Linked DNA regions of Homo sapiens: region 1 is linked to region 2. The links are chromatin contacts, found by Hi-C or POLR2A ChIA-PET in ENCODE. All regions are on one chromosome and are shown on one strand. Each heading gives the region's core, a stretch centred on a gene start or an enhancer-like site at or near the end of the contact. The rest is flanking DNA. Distances are from core to core; before and after follow the strand shown.

Region 1 (3,397 bases), core at 622-3,121, 490 kb after region 2:
GCGGGGTTTTAGGCAGAGGGTGGTACCATGATATCAGGGCAGCTTGAAGCGGAGGTCGGCTAAATGGAAAGTGGATTGGATTTCACTCTCACCCCTTCTGCCTGCTGTCACACGTTCCAGAGAGCCAGTTCCCCACTCCTCATCAGCAGCCCCGGTTTATAATGTACAACACTGTTTACAAAACACACAGGCCAAAAGAGAACACAATGAGAAACCACCCACTGACATTTCTTAGGTCCCACGTTAGCCAGCCCTGGTGGCTGATCAGCCTTTGTAGCCCAGTGGTACCAGAGTAGAGAGAGATGGTTTGAGCCTTATGAGGAACTCTCCAGACCCCAGCTTTTGTGGGAGCTACATGCTGAGCTATGACAACCTAATCGATGAACTCCTCCTGTCCAACTCCTCCTTGGGCCTTAGGACTAAAAAGTATAAAGTCTCCCAAAGTGTCAGATACTGCACTGGGCCTTTTGTGGCTTCAGCTCCTTTAATTTTCACAACAACCTTGGAGACAGGTCATTTAACTTGCCTGATCCCACTCAGTTACAAAGCTGCAAAGCTAGCACCTGAGCCCATCTCTGTCTGATGCTGCACACGAGGGCTTGAGGCCACTCTAATACCGATCTCTTCTGCTGTCTTCATGTACTTCACAGTTGGGGAAATGCCAGTGGTCTCCCCTGTGCCCAGCCCTCCCTCCCCAGGCTGAAGGGCAGGGCTTTATTCCACCCTCTGGAGTGTACTTCCTGAGGGCAGCGCTCCTTTTTGTTCACTGCTGTATCCTCGTTGCCTAAACAATGCACACAGTAGGTGCTCAACAAATATTTGGTGAATGAACAAATGGATGTTCCCAAAGCTTAAAAGAGTGTCATATTTTCTGCAATGAACACTGAGTTAGGAAAAAGGGGGCTCATGTGCTGACTCCTACTTCGAGTTAGGTAGTAGTCTGGGATTCTAGCCTGGCCCTGCTCCTAATTCCCAGTGCAACCCCAGGGAAGGGCCAGGCAGCCTGGTCAGGGCAAAGGCATTGTGGAGGCCAACTCTGTGCGAAGCACTGGGTCAGGCTCTCCAGGCAGGTAGCCCAGGTTTTTATCTCTTGCTTCCTAGCTGTGTGGTCTTGGGGAAGTTACCTCACCTCTCTGAGCCTCAGTTTACCCAGCTGTAAAATCCACTCAAAAGTCAGCAGCAGTAATTCTTCCCTCCTGTAACTTCAGGCATGGGCACCAGAAGACATGGCCTCCTTGTAACATGAGGAGCCTGGTTTTTCTCCAGAGGCTCCCCAAGCCCTCCTGGAATTCTCTGTTTGAGAGTCTGCGGGGGGACAGGGAGACAGGAGGCGGGGGAGTCCTAGAGGCCTTCCTGACGGGGGCGTGGAGGGGCCACGTGGGGCAAGGGGAAGCACAGGGACCTCTTGTGACCTTGGGCAAGCCCCCTTCCTCTCTGACCTTGACCAGCGTCCTCATTTGTCAAGGGAGCGGCTGGGTGACCTCTAAGAACTCGGAGGCCGAGGCCGGAGTCGCCCGAGTGCTCCGCCCAGCCTCAGTTTCCCCCTCTGCCTCCCCAAGATTTCTAAAAGCACTTCCGGCTCTGAAAACAAACCAACCACCAGCAGGCGGCCTGGGCTTAGGGCAGGCAGCGCCAGGGAGCGCGCGGCCGCTTCCTGGTGGGTCCAGTGTCCCCGGGGTGGAGGGCGGGGCGCAGGGCAAAGGGCCCCGGGGCTGGGCCGGGCTCCGAGTGCCCCGCGTGGGGCCGGCGGGGAGTGGCCCAGCGAGGTGCGCGCCACCGTGGCCTGGCGGCTCCTCCGGGGCCCCCTTACCTGGAGGCGGCTGCGAAGGCAAAGGCGGAGGCGGCAAAACCGGCGAGCGGCTCCTCCCGCCCGGCCCGGCCCGGCCCCTCCCCTCCCCGCCGCGTCCCGGCCCCGGTCCCGGCCCGTCCCGCCGCCTGCCCCGAGCGCGCCTGGTCGCCACCGGCCGGGCGGAGCACTTAGGGAGCGCGGCGCGGGGGCGCGGGGCCTTCCAGGCTCTGACTCGCCAGCTGCGGGTCCCGACCTGGCTCGTCCCACCTCTGCCCCACCTCCACCACCCATCGCGACAGGGGTGCCGGCCTCTGCAGGTGACCGGCAAGCCCGCGGCGCCACATCTGTGTGTGGGTCCATTTACCCTCCAGGAAGCAGCGAGACAGCGCGGCGCGGGAGAAGGGCCCTGCAGGGTTGGACTTTGCAGAAACTGCCCGCGAAGGACTCGGCCCCGAGAGTGGCATGCCCCAAAGCCACATTTTGAAGACAAAGTCTTCAAAAATGTATAATGTAAACAAAGAACCAGCCGCAGAAACCGCCTTCCCGCACGTGTATGCAGCACTTTGTAGTTTGCAAAGTGTTCAGATATCTAAGTTCTTCCTGATTCTACTTTCATTTTCCCTAACGCTAAGTTTGGTCCTGTCTCAGGGCCTCTGCCTGGAGGCTCCCGTGCCTGGGACTCTCTGCCTTCAGACCTCCCTTTCCCCCAATCCATTTCCTGCTTTCCATTCTGGTCTCTTGGGATGGGATCTGAGAGTCTTCCCTGAGCACCCAGCACATTCAGTCATTGAACAAATTTACCGAGCACCTACTACGCGCCAGGTACAGTTCTTTTTTTTTTTTTTTTTTTTTTTTTGAGATAAGAGTCTCGCTCTGTCACCCAGGCTGGAGTGCACTGGCCCGATCTCAGCTCACTGCAACCTCCGCCTCCCGGATTTAAGCGATTCTCCTGCCTCAGGCTCCCTGGTAGCTGGTACTACAGGCGTGTGCTACCACACCCGGCTAATTTTTGTATTTTTAGTAGAGACGGGGTTTTGCTATGTTGGCCAGGCTGGTCTCGAACTCCTGACCTCTGGTGACCCACCCGCCTCGGCCTCCCAAAGTGCTGGGATTACAGGCGTGAGCCACCGCGCAGCCCCAACTAGACTTTAAAAGCCCTGGAGGTGGGCGGGTTTAGGCTGCCTTGCTCTCCGCTGTGTGCCCAGCCCCAGGGACTGTGCCTAGCACTTGCAGGTGCTCAAAAGAAGCACTTAATGAATGGATCTCTTTCCCCTAGCAACCCTGTGAAATTTCATCACACCCACTCTGAAGGAGAGGAAACCGAGGCTCAGGTCCAGACAATGCAGAAGCCACAGAGCTAATGAGTGCCAGAGCTAGGGCATGAATCATCGTGGCCTCAGAAGCTGTTGCCCTTACTCCCAGTGAAGACAATCTAGGGTTATGGGAGGAAAAGGTACCGACGGGGGTCAGAGACCAGCATCCCAGCTCAGAGCCTGGGACTCACGCACCTGTGAAATGTTCCTTCCTTCATCTGCTCATCTCCCCACTGGCCAATCAGGACCAAGAAGGGCAGCTCTACCCACCCATGAAGTTATTGTGAGGGTCAAA
Region 2 (3,783 bases), core at 139-2,638:
CACGAGGGACAGTCCCCTCCATCCTCCACTCAAGCCCCACCTGCCCAGTGGCCTTCCTTTCACACATCACGCACATTGCATTTCCAAACCAAGTCTTTGCACAGACTCTAATGTTCCTTTCTCTTGTTCTCCTCCAACCTACCATTGAGCCTTTAAGGCTGAGCTCCATCCAGCATTTGCTGAGCCTTCCCTAGTGCCTCTCCCCGGCCTGCAGCTCCCTAAAGTACTCTCTCTTCTGGGCTCTCCAGCAATCATTACTTCAATCTTCCTCATTAGACTCTGAACTCCCTGTGGAGGGCTGGAATCACTTTCCCTCCTATGGCCCCAAGTCAAAGCCTGGCATAGAGTGGATAGAAAGTCCCTACACCCTGACCCGTCCGCACTCCCTAACACTCCTACTCTCCCAGCCAGCCTTACGGCATCGCCACAGTTCTCCCTGAGAGAGGCAGAGGTACTGCCAGCTGCACAGGTCAAATTCTAGTGGTTAAGAAAAGGCCAGGATGAGAAAAGGGTGCCCAGGGTGTGCATGCGTGATGATGGTAACGAAGGGGTAGAGAAAAGGGGGAGAGCCTGGGTGGGGACCGGTTGTGGGCACCTGGCAGGTTTGGAGGCGGGGGCATCAATGGAGGTGGGAAGCGATGGGTCAGACCAGGCTGGGGGGAGACTCTCGCGCTGCAACTCCCAAGGGAAGGAGAGTGGGGGAAAGGAGTCAGGGCAAAGCACTGTCTAGTTGTCCCGGGGTTCCCAGAGCTGCGGGGTGGACCTGGGGTGGGGAGCGAGGGACGAATCCGTCGGTGCTGCCCGCGGCCGGGCCCGAGCGGGGTGGTGCACGGCTGGGGACAGGCTCAGCTCTACACGATGCATGGGGAGGATCTGCAGCTACTGTTACCTCTGCAGTCGCCACCGCCCAGCCCGAGCCCCAGGCCGCCCAGGATGGTCTCGGACTGGCCGTCGCTGTACATGAAGGCCGTGTCCAGTTCGGTGTGGCCGCGCTCCAGAAAGGCGCGCACGGCCGCGGCGCTGGCGGGCGCGTCCATGCGGCGCCCCATCTCCATGGTGCCCAGCACCGAGGCGACCCGCGGTGGCGGTGGCCGGGACATGGCGAGCGCGCGGGCCTCGGGCGGCGGAGAGCGAAGCGCGCAGTGGACGGCGGCGCGGGAGACTACGCGAGACGCGGCACTCAGCATAGCAGCGGCGCCTGCGCGTTGGGAGCCGGGGGCCCCGCCCATGCCGGGGAGGAGCGCGGAGGCAGTTGGGGGCGGGGACAACAGGCGCGGCCCCAGCGGCGCCTCCAGGCCCGGTCAGCCCAGCGCGCGGCGTGGGGGCGGGGCCTGCGGTTCCCGCGGGGGCGGTGGCGCGCGGTCAGCTGACCCGGCGGGCCTTGACCCAGAAGCTGGGCCCTGGCGGCGGATCTGGACGTGGTGAGCCGGACCGGGGGCAGGTGGCAAACTTCACGGCTGGGGGTCGGGGCTCCTGGGCTTCCCTGCCACATCCTTCCAGCCCTCTCCTCCGGCCGCTGGACTGTCCCGGCTCCTGCGCCCTCCTTGTGGCGCGATATCGTGGGACGAGGCTCCGGGCCGGGACTGGGTGGCCCTCGGGAATCCGCAGCCAGTGGCCCCCCACCTCAAAGGCGACCAGCGCGGCCTCTCGAGCTGGCCTGGCCAGGAGTTGCCCTGCCCCGGCCGACCGGCCCCTTGGCATCTGATGGCTTCGTTTTTCCCGGGCCGGCCGGGCGAGGGGCCCTCGCGGCGCTGGCCCCAGCAGCTGTCCTATCATTATCCCTCCAAACAGGCGGCCCGCGCCGGGCTGAGTCACCAGGAGGGAGCTGTGGCCGAGGACGCCGAGGCCTGGAGTGGGTGGTAGCCCCGAGCTGGGACGCTCCTCCCTCCACAATCTCCCCAGGTCTGCAGGGACCGAGGGCCTACACTGCCTCCTCCCACGCCGTGCTTAGGGTAGGTTTCCAAACGTGTAAATGGAGAGTCTGAGTCTGGAAGTGTGAGGGGTCCCGGGCCTGGGTCACAGGTCATGTCTAATCAACGCTTACTGAAGGCGCCTGTGTGCCCGGACGCTGGAGGGGCTACAATGAGAACAAATAATAGTCATTTTGGGCTGTTGGTGTTGAGTGCCAGTGCCAGGCACCCTTGTAATCGCTTGGCCTGGATTGTCTCATTTAACTCTGCAGTCAGCCTAGGTGGTGGGTATTGCATTATTCCCCTACTTTTCAGATGAGAACTACGAAGCTCAATCACTTGAGTTCCAGACTGGTAGGCATCGGGCAGGTCTGTTCCAGAGTGCTTTTCTCCTCAACCCTGGGCTGTTCGAGCTCACAGCTTTCTCCCCTTCCTTTCTCCTTTCCTTCCTCTTCTCTCTCTTCCACCCTTTCTCCTTTCTCACCCGTTTCCTCTCTTCTTCACTCTGTCCTTCTCTCTACCTCTCTCTTTCTCTCACTGTCTCTCAACATTTGCTGAACCTCTAGGTGTGTTTACACCTGGAGAATAAGAAATGCACAACCCAGGGTGGGGAGAGTACGTTTCAAAGACAGTGGTCGCAGAGGACGGTGGTAGCGTTCTTCAGGTGTGTGGACAAGGGGAGAGGAGGAGGTGGAAGGTCCTGTCCAGCCAGCTCTCATGGGGCATCTTTGAAAGGGCAATTTAGAAGTGAGTCTTCTTATCTCATGACCAGGCCCTTGAAGGGGAGCAGGACACTTCTAGGGGAAGAGATGGCACGTGCAGAAGCCTGGAGACCTGAAATGACTGAAGACGTGGGTCAGGAGGCAGGAGATAAGGTTGGGAGGGCAGTTCTTGGAGTAACTTGAGGCCTAGCCTCAGGTAATTTGGACTTCATCCTGTAGACAAAGGTGGACACATGATTGGCTGTGATCATGTGCCCGAAGCACCCTGACTCAGCTTGGGATCAGGGAGAGGAGTTTGGGTGTGGCAGGAGATGTCATCTCCAGCCCAACCTTTCTCAAAGTGCACTAGATGGAGCAGAATCGCTGGAGGGCTTCTTAAACCCAGAATCTCTAAGCCCCAGCCCAGGTGCACTGACTCCAAATTTTGAACATGCACCCTCCAAGGGTGATTCCAGGGTACCGCTTCTGGGGTCCTTCCCATCCCTGCAGGTGAGGTCAAGCTCCATTGCAACCTTGGACATCCATTTGCTCAGAGCTGTTTGAACAGGATGTGGGCCCATGCCTGGCTTCTAGGTGACAGGAACTACGCAGGATGGCCCTCAGAGCCAGGCCTTTCTGTTCAGGGATCAGGTGTGTCTCAGAGTGTCCCGAGCTCCACATTGCACATGGGTCCTGTCCAAGGTCAGGGGGACACCCACCCAGTATCCTGGATCCATAAACCAAGGTACCTTCCTCAAGACAACTCCCCAACACGCACGCATACTGGGGTGCATCCATTTCATTTCCTCCTTAACCTAGGGAAAGGGGGAAGTGAGAGAGAGGCCGCAGGGGCCATAAACCAAGGTACCTTCCTCGAGACAACCCCCCAACACACACATGCTGAGATGTGTCCATTTCATTTCCTCCCTAACCTGGGGAAAGGGGGAAATGAGAGGGAGAGTCCCCAAGGTGGTTGAGATGCTGGACTCTCATCCTGAAAACAGTCGCTGCCATGTGTTGTCAGGCACAGGGCTGAGAGCTTTATGTGCATTTAGTCAGGGCAGCTGCCCCAAGGAGTGAGTGTCGTTAGCCCCATTTTATGGACAGGCTCAGGCAGGTTAATTCACTTCCAGGGCTGCTCAGCCTCACCTGTCAAATGAGCACAGTATACC

What was found. Hi-C counts contacts between places; a loop is a spot of excess contacts on that map. ChIA-PET counts read pairs that join two places held with the same protein, here RNA polymerase II (POLR2A). Pooled maps may share reads with other maps.
Region 1: a pooled map shows a loop between it and region 2 (4-fold over the local background). The contact joins the promoter of TMCO4 here to the promoter of SLC66A1 in region 2. A Hi-C loop is called at or near these places in 3 of 37 single-sample maps with no recorded cell type and 7 of 50 pooled maps. POLR2A ChIA-PET finds 5 or more read pairs at or near these places in 1 of 52 experiments (HepG2).

The regions. Positions count from the first base shown.
Region 1 is chr1:19,798,045-19,801,441 of GRCh38, forward strand. TMCO4 (transmembrane and coiled-coil domains 4) reads right to left here and starts at 1,872. Exons shown (of 16, transcript NM_181719.7): 1 at 1,811-1,872; 2 at 93-171. RefSeq lists a silencer at 1,617-2,116 and an enhancer at 2,040-2,540.
Region 2 is chr1:19,310,938-19,314,720 of GRCh38, forward strand. It overlaps SLC66A1 (solute carrier family 66 member 1), which reads left to right and starts at 1,389. Exons shown (of 8, transcript NM_001040125.2): 1 at 1,389-1,952. It overlaps AKR7A2 (aldo-keto reductase family 7 member A2), which reads right to left and starts at 1,207. Exons shown (of 7, transcript NM_003689.4): 1 at 890-1,207. The coding sequence starts at 1,187. RefSeq lists an enhancer at 798-1,297 and silencers at 889-1,528, 1,609-1,698.